Linked DNA regions of Homo sapiens: region 1 is linked to region 2. A link is an interaction called in ENCODE POLR2A ChIA-PET data of the cell type or tissue named here. Cell type or tissue: PC-3. All regions are shown on one strand. Each heading gives the region's core, and the rest is flanking DNA. Links, peaks and the distances in the headings are about the cores only.

What was found. Peaks named below come from ENCODE experiments on the same cell type or tissue, not always from the same donor. Only the 100,000 strongest peaks of a DNase experiment are listed, where the experiment ranks them.
Region 1: POLR2A ChIA-PET joins it to region 2 with 7 read pairs; 1 of 35 experiments calls an interaction of 5 or more read pairs at or near these places.

What each region holds. Positions count from the first base shown.
Region 1 is chr10:33,199,776-33,206,055 of GRCh38, forward strand. NRP1 (neuropilin 1) reads right to left here. Exons shown (of 17, transcript NM_003873.7): 11 at 3,116-3,220. Among named protein-coding and RNA genes, the nearest start is that of IATPR, 86 kb to the left of the region's middle. In PC-3, for the core only: no CTCF peak of the experiment used is centred there; no DNase peak of the experiment used is centred there; H3K27ac peaks cover 915 bases.
Region 2 is chr10:34,319,355-34,325,634 of GRCh38, forward strand. All of the region lies in intron 19 of PARD3 (par-3 family cell polarity regulator), which reads right to left. Among named protein-coding and RNA genes, the nearest start is that of LINC02629, 420 kb to the left of the region's middle. In PC-3, for the core only: no CTCF peak of the experiment used is centred there; no DNase peak of the experiment used is centred there; H3K27ac peaks cover 1,543 bases.

The DNA of each region.
Region 1 (6,280 bases), core at 380-5,379, 1.1 Mb before region 2:
ACAGGGTGCCATAATTGTGCACTTCCCAATAATATCATTCAGTAAAGATTTGTGACGATCTTTATTTGGGACAGGCCTATCTGGCAGCTCCCACAGATCAGAAATCATGTTACATATCCATAGCATGAATCAGAGGGCCATAAAATCGTGCTCTTGGAATGGTCTTAAGATTTCTAGGCTAATCAACTGCAGCACCAAGTCATGGTACCTCAGTTCTCCCAGCAAATATGCTGGATGAGTGGTCACATGTGTGCATGGCCTCAATAAGGCAGGCACTAGGAAGAAGGAATTATATGTATTATGGGTTAAGAAGGTGAATCTATAATGGCAGAATTGGAGGGAGGCCAGGATACATTAGCGTTCTGTTCCCAGTGGTCTTATAGGAGAAAGATTCAAGGTGAAAATTCGCTTTTTAAAACCGATATGCATTATCAGTTTTGCTATAGTTTGGGAGGCAAATTCCACGGTTGGGTACACACAGCTCCAACGTAAAATTTGGCTGCCTGGTGCCTTTGAGGCCAAGTGTATTATCTAATGACTTCAAAGGCATTTGCAAATGAGTAATTTCAGGGAAGCATTTTCACCTTGGCTAGCAGGTCTGGGAGAGCACATTCTACTCATTTCCATGCATTTGGTACAGTACACCTGGAATTTGGTGTGGTTTGTAAGTAACGAGCATTTCATTACAATATTTCTCCCCTCTAGATACAAGTAGGTCACCCCAGGAGAAGAAATTAAATCCACACCACCTGTGCTAAGGAACAGACAACCCCTAAAGACAGCATTGATCCCAATTTCCATGTTCTACCTATTAGGGTTAAAGCAATAACGCTCTTGGTTTGGTTTCATCACACTAAACATCCACGTTTGTAGTCCTGACAGCAAAACCTATGCCAGAATTAGCAAAAAGGATGCAAAATTGCTTGTGAGCATAGGAGATGTGTAGTTTCCATATAAAAAGGTGTCTGGGTTAGGTGAGGTTTTTGCCTCTTGCAAACAATGGCATGTGAGCACATCCATTTTCAGAAAAGAATAGCAAATGGTTTTGTAAAGTAAAATATGTTTTAAAAAGAAAAAGACTGCCTTCTTGCAATAATGAATATGAAGCAGGAGAATGTCTTCCAAAATGGCTTCTTCTTGATGGAGGTGTGGGGCAGGCCTTATCAACATCCTCAGCGGTTCTTAGTATATGAGAGTATTTATAGAATTATTGAGACAAACGTGCTGATCTGGGAATAACTCTTTTTTTCACCATGCTAATATGTAAAAAGAAAAAATCAGAATGAACTTTCTTCTATCTACCAAAGAAATAATTGAAACACTGTAGGTAAAGCAAAACCTTATAGTTTTGAAAGGTTGTCAGTGTTTCCACTATAAATGACCCATTTTCTGTGGTTTGTAACTCGCTGCCATACACAATTTGCTCCAGGCTAACATACTCGCCCTATTTCATTCAAAGCCTTCAGTTTCAATTGATTCAGTCATGAACTAATGCAAAAATGAGAAGGCTGGTTGTTCTGATATGAGGAGTAAATCTGAGGCTTTGTTTCTAATCAATATTAACTGACCACTTTAGGGTTTATGAAGAAAAGAACCCCTTCCACAAGAGGGCAATTGAAAGGGCACACTGGGATCCTGCAATCATTCCTTTTTTATGAGAAATTTCACTATGGATGTGTGACGGGGTCTGTAAAAAGCCTGAGGTTTGTGGCAGAGTGTTTACAGGCAACCCCGGGAAGCTTCCAGAGGACTTGGTTCATGGAATAGTACTCTGTTTTTTATATCAGTGGTTGAGTTTTCAACTTGAACTTGACATGTTACACAGAAAATGTCTCTGCATTAATTAATCTAAGTTTTGTGGCTTGTGGCTGCTTGTATACAAGATTTGCATTCAAAAGCTCATAGCAATGTGACATTTATTGGCCATATGAATGTAAATGATTATCCTGGAAATTTGGAGAGAGACAGCTTTAGGAGGTGGGATTTAAATGTAAACTCAGTTCACAGTACTAAATTTCTGGGACAGATTTTCAATTTTTTTTTCTTTCTTTTACTCTTTATTCCATCTTAGAGTGCAGAGCCCTCTCACTCCTTCAGAGGAGAGCTTTTGAAATAATTGGAAATGTACTCTAGGACACTTCCTTCCAGATTTTGTACGAATGCATTAGCCAATAACATGGCTTTATTATGAAGTTACATGGTAACGCCTTCAGTTTTGCCCATGGAAATTAATTATGTGGGCTCTCCGAGTCCCTTCTGGGTAAAAATGCAGACCTGCATTCAAAAGCTCATGTTTAATCTCAAATGAGAGTCAGATGCTATTGAAACTGCGTTTTGACCCAGGGAGCAGTAAAAGTCCCACGATACCTTTTGCAACCACAGGGTGAAAACCCTAGTGCCTTGGCCAATTTCCAAATGGTATAATCCCATTTCTCCACTTGCCTAATATTTCCTCTGCCATTCCAAGTGGAAGAGAAGGTCATTTCCTAGCTTTTAGGGTTTTAGGAGATTAGAGAGTAATACTCTAGATTAATTAGTGAGACATTTGGCACACAACATCTCTGATGCATTTGCTGGTCGGTGGTGATGTGAAATAGCAGCTAATTCTGCCTTTGTAAATGTTAATGTACAATGATTTACCAAATCCCAACTTAAAAGCCGCACTTCAAATATAAGCCTAACTTTATCCATTTGTTGGATAAAGGATCCACTCAAAAAAACTTGTCCTCATTAGAAAATGAAAATAAACATTCTGAAGTGTGTGGTTACGTAGGGGTGGTGCACGTGTTATTGGGGGGGGGTCTGAAAATAATGAAAATAAGGATCGGTTTAGTACATTTAGCCATGGGGAAATTCTTATTCAATTAAGATAATCCTAGCCTTTGGCTCTCGAAATGGCTCAAATTATTGTTACAAATGGTTGTGGCTATTAAGAACAACTCATCTATCCAGATGACATGAGGAAATGAAGATGCACGTGTTCTGGCAAGGCAGCTTCTATTCCTGGGCAGCTCTCTGCCATGCGGAGTTACAAGCACACACACAGGCGTTAGCTGGTCCCAACTAAGACATGAACTGAAATGGTACAGCAATGGGATGAAGATGGTTTCTGCACCTGTGAGCTGGAAGTCATCACCTGTTCCACTGTGGCAGTTGGCCTGGTCGTCATCACATTCATCCACCAAGTTCCCGTTGGGAGTGGTCGGTCCAGCTGTAGGGGCTGAAACAAGATCCAAGGATTATTATCTCACACCTTGGAAATGTATTCTCAAGCCTCTGGCTGTTGGATCTGCTAACGCTTATGCAGAAAACTTTAATCTGCGGTAAGAAGACCAGGGGCATGGTTTGCCTCTCTTTCAGGAGCTAGATATACTTGGATTCTGCAGAATATATAATAGCAGAGGCTGCTTTGTTTTGGTATTTGATTCGTATCTGCCGAGTAGAGTTGTCTGCCTTAGCATTTTATACATTGTTATCTACATAAACATCCTTCTTCTGAAAAGCTCTTGAATTCTCACTGGTTATTTATTCAGGACCCTGGAGTTGAGAACTTTGAAGACAGAGATTTTGCTTGAAACGTTTTCCCTTTCATTTTCAAGGTGTTAGAGCACTCACTTGTCATAAATTCTTTTATATTCTTAGTATTGACTATGTTTGCTAAGTTTATATTATAATTCTTCCCCAAAGGGAGTCAACGTTCACATTTAGTGCAATAGTGTTTTTTTAAAAAAAAACAAAAAAACTAAAAAAACAGTGATTCCATTTCTCTGTAAGTAGCTTCTCAAACTGTGAGCCCTCTCTCCAGGGCAGGTGTGTGAGAGAAGTTGTCTCAGATGTCCCGGGGTCATTTTACATGAACTCTCATAGGACTGCATTCCACTGTTCACAGGTATTCCCATATCTTTGAATTTGCAGTTGAAAGGTATCCAATATTAATCAAAGACTGCTTTTTTTTTTTTTTTTTTTTTTTTTTTTTGAGACGGAGTCTCGCTCTGTCGCCCAGGCCGGACTGCGGACTGCAGTGGCGCAATCTCGGCTCACTGCAAGCTCTGCTTCCCGGGTTCACGCCATTCTCCTGCCTCAGCCTCCCGAGTAGCTGGGACTACAGGCGCCCGCCACCGCGCCCGGCTAATTTTTTGTATTTTTAGTAGAGACGGGGTTTCACCTTGTTAGCCAGGATGGTCTCGATCTCCTGACCTCATGATCCACCCGCCTCGGCCTCCCAACAAAGACTGCTTTTGAAGTCCTTTAAATTTCGTTCAGATATTTTTTTTAGCCTGTTACTCATTTTTGCAATCTGTTTAATATTTTACAGTTTTTGGCATTACGTTTCACTTTACAAGACTTGAGATAATGGATAGTTCTCGTGATGGCTGAGAACCATACAAGATGTTGGTGGCTGGGGCCTGTTCTCTTCTCGCCAGTAGGAATGTGTCAGTAACTGCTGCTTTCTTAGTAAAAATTTGACACTGAATGGTGCTGAAACACCAAGCAGAGTTACGGCACATGGAGAAACAGAGCCAAGTTTCAACTTCTTCAACGGCCCAAAGATACACACCAGTAATAACTAAGAAGTCACCAAGTGCAAATAACATACATGCCACTCAGGCCTGCAATCCAGACTTTTTTACAAAACACATACACCCGAATTCTGGCCTGTATTTATTGCTCTTGCTGAAACAGTAGTATCTCCTCTGGCAAGCCAGATAGTTGTCTTTCTTCCCTAAGCTCTCCTTGCTCCAGATAATGTGCTACCTTTAAGTATTTAAAACTCTATTCATTTTGCTGATTTTTCTGCATTCATCAAGCTGTTTCTAAAGGGGAGTTCCGCATTGTAAATGGCCCGAGGTAGTCCCTAGATTCACTAGATTCAACGGAAAAAAAAAGGAGGAAGCAAATGATATGTATGTTCCAGTTTTACTATTTGAAAATATATTATCTTCTATGGTTCTTTATTTCTTTTTTCTTTTTTTGAGATGGAGTTTCACTCTTGTCACCCAGGCTGGAGTACAATGGCATGATCTCAGCTCACTGCAACCTCCGCCTCCCTGATTCAAGAGATTCTCCTGCCTCAGCCTCACGAGTAGCTGGGATTACAGGCGCCCACCAACACACCCAGCTAATTTTTGTATTTTTAGTAGAGACAGGATTTCACCATGTTGGCCAGGCTGGTCTCAAGCTCCTGAGCTCAAGTGATCTGCCCGCCTTGGCCTCCCAAAGTGCTGGGATTACAGGCATGAGCCACCACACCCGGCCTGTGGTTGTTTATTTCTTAAATGTAAGTGCTAGCACAAAATAGGACAGACACTCCTGGGAGGCTGGAGTGGACTGCATCTTTCTCCTGCATTCCCTTAGGTGTCTCCCCTAGAACAAGGCACACAGTAGATACTTAATAAGGGCCTGTTAACTGATTGAAGGGAGAAGAAAAGCATTCCTTTTCACCAATCATATCAAAAAGCTTTGACATTACTTTCCCCAGATGTTTGTTTCACATACGGCCCAGGGCAATGTCCTCACTTTTGTGAGTGCTTGGAAACATCTGTAGGCAAATCCCTTCACCGATCATTTCTACCTCACTACAGAGATGACACTAGAGAGTGGAAACTCTAACTTCCCAATGAGTCCTCATTGCCTGCTGCCTAGACAAGGCCGATTTATCAAGACAGGGGAATTGCAATAGAGAAAGAGTTTAATTCATGCAGAGACAACTGTATGGGAGATGGGGGTTCTATTATTACTTGGGGTTTAGGTTTTGAAGGGTAATTTGTTGAGCAGGGGTTGAAAAGGGGCAGGTGCTCATTGGTCAGGTCTGAGGTGAAATCACAGGGAGTCAAAGGTGTCCTCTTGTGCTGAGTCAGTTTCTGGTGAGGGACACAAGACAGGATGAGCCAGTTTATCGATCTGGGTGGTGCCAGCTGATCCATCAAGTACAGGGTCTGGAAAATATCTGAAGCACTGATCTCAGGTTTTACAACAGTGACATTATTCCCAGAAGCAATTTGGGGAGGTTCAGAGTCTTGCAGCCTCCAGCTGCATGACCCCTAAACCATAATTTCATTTTTTTCCCCCTAAACCATAATTTCCAATTTTGTGGCTAATTTGTTAGTCTTGCGAAGGCAATCTAGTCCCCAGGCAGGAAGGGGGTTTGTTTTGGGAAAGAGCTGTCATTGTCTTTGTTTCAAAGTTAAACTATAAGTTCCTCCTAAAGTTAGTTTGGCCTATGCCCAGGAATGAACAAGGACAGCTTGGAGGTTAGAAGCAAGATGGAGTCAGTTAGGTC
Region 2 (6,280 bases), core at 820-5,819:
GGATTACAGGGGTGAGTCACACCCAGCCCAAGCATATAAATGACTTCAGAAACGTTAGCCTTCCTCTGAACTGCGAGTTATCTCATTGTAAGCCATTGTCTTCCTCCAAAGGACATGGTGGCTTTTAAGAAAATTTGCTCCTTTTCCTCGCTATTAAGATATAAATAGTAATTGTGCACGTTTATTAGAAGAAGCCAGTTACAACTAGAAGGACATAGTGAAAATCCATAATCTTACAAATAATACTGAGTTCAGGCTATAATTTTTTGTGGTGTACACAGAGCAGGGAAAGAATATCCTGGCAGTTGGCCCAAGGGCTTACTAATTATGTGCAGCCTTTTCAAATGAGAGCTCCCCCAAAGAATGTAAACATAGCTCAAGCAGGGCTGTAGTGTGTTGCTTAATGCCCTTGAACATGGCTGTGTTCTATCTGCTTGTGAACCAGTACTTCAGGTTTTTGAGATATGGGTGTGGCCACAAATGTGAGATAATTGACCAAATAATTACAGAACAATTCCCAGAAGTTCTCTGGAGCTATAAAAACCTAGGTCTATTGGTATACTCAAACTAGATAAATGGAAGCTAGTGAATTTTGTATAATTCCTGCATGGAAACCTCCTTTCACCTATACTTCCAAAGCTCTTTATTTGTACAATCTTTTATTATTGCACTTCTCATATGATATCACATACATGTCTCCCTCCCATTCTCTAAGCTCCTCAAATGAAGACTGTGGGGCAAACAGCAGCTGCTCATAAATGGCTGCATAAATGAAAGACTTTTGGTAAAAACTGACTTGTGACTTTATCCTGACCAAAACTTTATCTAATCGCCAGGTATCACCATTCCTCTAGCTTTAGAAAAATGCTTACTGTTCTCTCATCAAGCCTGACAAGACTAGCCACAATCTGACTACAGTAACACTAGGTAGGAATGCTCATGATATTTGGTTTAGCTCTAATTAGTTTCTGGTATATTTTCATGCTATTATTGTTAGTGCTGTATGCATCATTTAATAGATTTTACGACCCTCTACAATGTCTGAAACTATAAACAGAAAAATGAGCTCAATAAATGTAAATGATTTAGTCTTCCACAGCAACCATTATCATAAATCATGAATGGAACTATCAGTAGCGATTCTGTTAGTTTTCTGCCTAATAGTTTTGGCAGAAGTTCAAGGGGCATATGTCGGCTCTTGGCTTGGGAACAGAATAATGGCAGTGCCTTCACAACTCACTATATGCTGAAGTCACGTTTGTTGCCAATTCTTTTCATATTCAAAATAATTTTCTGGTGTATGTAACACAACTTATTTTCTAAAGTATGTGAAATAAAGTAGTATGAAATCAATTATTAGCTTCAGGTTTTGTAACCTCATTTTATAAAATTAAAAGTCCTACCTCTGTTTCCTGCCCCAAGCCAGTGGACTGTTTAAAATGACACTTGCACATTGGAGGATTCTTTATGCTTGTTCTGAACATTCTAAATTAGATAATACATTATCACAGAAACTCTTCTGGGGGTGTACTGATTTAACTAATCCCTTTGAATGCCAACTAATTAAAAATATTTAGCAATATGTAGCTTCATATGTACAAACATAAGATGTTCTTTTAAAGTACTGAATTATATATACTTCAAATTCTGAAATTATTTGATAGAGAAAAATCTTTATCCTGCTCCTATGCAGAAATATTGTAGTTTCAAAAGCTCAAATAAATTGGTTACACATGCTTAATTTTTGAAAAAAATATACATATTCAAAGTCACTGATGTACTAGTCAGATTTTAGGTTTTAAAATAAATCTGTACATTTAATACTAGCTTTATAATTAGGTACATAAAATATCTTTATTCCCTTAAACGAACATGCATATAAACAATTTTTCAAGTAAGAAAAGTACTAGTAATATATCAGCAATAAATGGCTTGATCTATTGTGTTCATACAGCAAATTACAAGGTAAGAACTAATCATAAATTTACATTTAGATAATGTACTATTTTAAGTGCTATATACATTTCTTGATTTTTTTCTCTTTAATTTTGCTCATTTTGACAGACTATTTGCTTTCCTTTTGCAGATACCCTACACAAAGAGCGATGATTATCTCCTTCCAAACAAATAGAAATTTCCATTTTTGACAACATTTCTGCCTGTTTAAACCTGCTCTATGCACTGAACTATCAGCTATGTTTCCATGTGATTACCTATAAAGATAGGCACTTTCAAGTTTCTTTTTTTAAAGAAGGTGTAGCATGAAGCTGCTTATTTCTCTTTAATGTGGCAGAGTCATTCTGCAATTAAGACATACCTAATTACCATGTTTTCAACAGATGCAAATGGAGCTCAATTAAAATTCTAGTCCATGTTACAAATTAAGGCACTCAACTCTGAAAGGTATCATGTTAGGACTGGATCACCAACAAGTTTGGAAAAGATCGGGCATTTACGTGTTAATGATGATGGAGAAAATGACTTTGGGTTTTCATTGAAGTGCAAAGTTCTGCAGCTACTGCCATAAATAATCTATTTCTATCTAAACTTTACAAACATTTTACAGTCAAGGTTGACTCAAAGCCTCAAGGTCATTAGAGTCTATTTCCCCCCCCCATTGAGAAGTGATGCTACTGTTGATACTATAATTTCTGTTGGCCGCTTATCCAAAATCCATTTCTCCCTTTATTCTTCCTAATAGAACTCTGTGTCCAGGAATGCAACCTAGCTCCAAGGGGTGAATTCATTATTAAGTTTATGGATGCCATACCCCTGCAGACTTGCCAGTCCAAGGTTATCAGACCAAGAATGGCCCCGTTGGACTCAATGGACATATCCATGCTTAGGGAGAGGGCTCATTCCCTTCTGTTAGACAGCAATAAGACAGTAAAAGGCCTCTGAGCCCTAAAATTACCCTATGGATAGCTGAATTATGGAATTATTTTGTGGGTAGCTGACTCATGGATAGCAGAGCAGAAGGGGCAGAAAAATGTTGGGTCTTTGGAGAAATCTCTCTGAAGAACTCTAGAACTCAAGTTATGTAGGAAAATGTATTTCCTTATTGTTTGAGTTGGTCTGAGTTGCACTTTCTATTACATATAGCTGAAAGCATCCTAAAAGGTACACTGCATAAAGCAAGTGTTAGAGCAACTGTGGAATATCTATTGTGTTATTTGTCTTAAGTGTATAATTTAGCAGTAAATATCATTTTAGGTAGCTTTGGCAATTTTACTAGATTTAAATAATTTGTTTAGATTTGCTACTAGATTAAAATGAATTGTTCAATGGGTATAAATAGAGATATACAAAACGAAAATATCATAGTATTACTTTGTATTTAAAACTCAACAATACTCTCCTCTGAGGGAGAGGCCCCAAGAAGCATCATTAAATACTCACTGAGCAATTAAATGAAGGACTGAATAAGCAGCCAACAATATGAAGAACTGCCCTTTGTTGCACCCATTTAACTATGAACTACCTTAGAATTAGGAATACTTAGTAATAGGAACACAGATACTTGAGCAATTTACAATTTATATTGAAAGATAAAGGATGAAATGTAAAAATTCTACACAGGGTGACTCAGTCTTCACAAGCTATATTCTTAAAACAAAACTTTTAAGTTAAAATGAGACATTCAAAATAGAAAATTTCACTGGATTTAGTAAATCCACTGACCACTACCAATTTCTGTTAGTGTTAGGTAAAAAGATAATACAACTAAATGAGGACTGGACTTTCAGTCGCTGCAAACTCCTGCATAGGAATCAAGAACGCTGGGGACATAAATATTGTTTTTATTTCTTATTTTGGTGGAACACTTTGACTTTGGAAGAGAAAGAAAGATGTAGGAAATGAACAGCTAGTGATACACAGATGGTGTCGAATAACATGATCTGCTCTTCTGGACTCTGACTTTTAACATTAGAATGATGAGCTCTTGGCAACAGAAAAACTTAGCTTTTCCTGAAAACCAAAAAAAGGAAACCACACACACACAAAGCTGGCATGAAACAGGAAGACTTTAGAGCTTTTAGACTAATACATGGGGTGAGAATAATAACTGATATGATGAAGACTGTGAGGAGGTAAAAAAGCTATGAAGGAATCAGGTGACATTTATTAGTGGTATTGTAGAGTGGTTTCAGCAACTGGGAGAAAGTTCAAATAGATGACTCCTCAGACACTCTACTCTAAAAATAGCTCTATTTCATTTTTAAAAAACCTTTCAATATATGTGGGTGAAGGAAGAAAAACAATAGGATCACTCTTTTAAAGAGTTATTACCAAAAACCTTTCTTCACTTTTACTTGACATTCTAAACTTCTCTTTAACCCATCCCCCTCAAATGAAGCAGGTAAAATGCTCCCACAGATAATGGTAGAATGTCACCTCCATTATCCCTCCCTTCCCTAGACAATGTTGCAGAGCAGGCACAATGAGGGTCACACCCTCAATTTTCTGAACCTTCGCAAATTCGCTTTTAGTGTCCAACTGATTTTAACATTCAAATGACGGCCCACAGTGGATGCTGTTTTCTGTCCATGGGGACAATTTAAAATGAAGCTGAAGGCTTTTTAAAAACCAATTCTGACCGAAAGGGCTGGCTACACAATCGAAATGACAGCATTCCTAACCCTACAGTTGGAATTGCCACTGAGAATTTTATTTTAATCAAGGAGTGAGCTTAACGTACACAACGTCTGTTTGAACAACATACAAACTATTATTTATGGTCAAAGAAAGAGATTTCAGGCCACTGCTCAGACTCTTTTGAGTGAAACACAAAAATTAACAGCATAAAAATGTTTAGAGATTATAAAATAGTGAATGGCTAGCAATGCTTTACTTTGCTTTTGTGTGTGTGAGGAATCAGAATGCCTGCTTCCCAAAAGCGAATGTTCTTACCTACCATGAAACATAATCTATATTGAGTGATCCGCAAAAATTTCCTGATGTTAAAAAAATAATTTATACTAAAAAGTCTCGGATGCACTGTGTAGAATCAGCTGGAGCTTAAGAAAAACTAGATTGTCGGGGGAAAAGTTTCTTGGAGAAGGAAGATGACAGTATAATATACACACATTAGAGGGCTGGGGAAGAAAGAAGATACACCTCACGAAGTGTGCACCGCATGGCACAGGCAAGGGTAAGCACGGACACTTGAGGGGCTGTGAGAGTCAGAAGGTGACTGCAGAGCTCACTGGGCACATCTAGAGACAGGAGGCCCAGTTGGGAGACACTAGCAATACCTTCTGATATTAAATAACGAGGGTCCGGCCTAGACTGCAAGTAAGGGGTGAGATTAGATTACATGTGGAAAGATTAAGAAAGCTTGGTAATGGAGTGGTGACACAGTGAGATGATGATTCCAAGTTTCTGAGCCTGGAAGTGCTAATGAGAGAAATCACATCATCATCATCATCCATCTTTGTGTGAGAGACGCTAAGCCCGTAAACAGTTTCTTCCTTTGCTCTGGTACTGCCAAGCATCATCGCTCACCTGGATGATTGTACTACTATCACAGAAATTAGCTCCTTGCCCTGACGTTACTACTTATCATCCCATCTCAATAAGCCACCCTCTACCCCAGAGTCCCATCATATTATTTTATTTGAAATGCAAGTAATTTAAAATAGTCTGTGGTTTGCTGTCTACATCTTTTTTTTTGAGATGGAGTTTTGCTTTGTCGCCCAAGCTGGAGTGTAGTGGCGTGATCTTGGCTCACTGCAACCTCCGCCTCCCGGGTTCAAGCAATTCTCATGCCTCAGCCTCCGAAGTAGTTGAGATTACAGGCATGCAGCACCACGCCTGGCTAATCTTTGTATTTTTAGTAGAGATGGGGTCTCGCCATGTTGGCCAGGCTGGTCTCGAACTCCTGATCTCAAGTGATCCACCTGCCTCAGCCACCCAAAGTGCTGGGATGACAGGCACCTACATCTTAAACCTCACTCCTCACTATGCTCTCACCTGCCCCATACACACCAACCTAACAGAACTACTGCAGCCCAGAGATGGCTCCCCATTCCCTATGTTCCATATTTCTCTGTGCATCCAGTTGAAGACTCTCAAGCAGTAACACTCAACTCGGCCAATACCTCTCTTCTGGAAATCTCCTCCTCTACTTTCCTCTCCTCCCTAATTCCACATCAGCTGGGCACCCCTACACCACCACCCCCTCCCCAGTGTCACACTAACTTACACACTACAATGGAACTGAACCACACTCCTTATCAAGTGCTCATTTATCCACTGGGTTGAATCATCCCCCAACCCC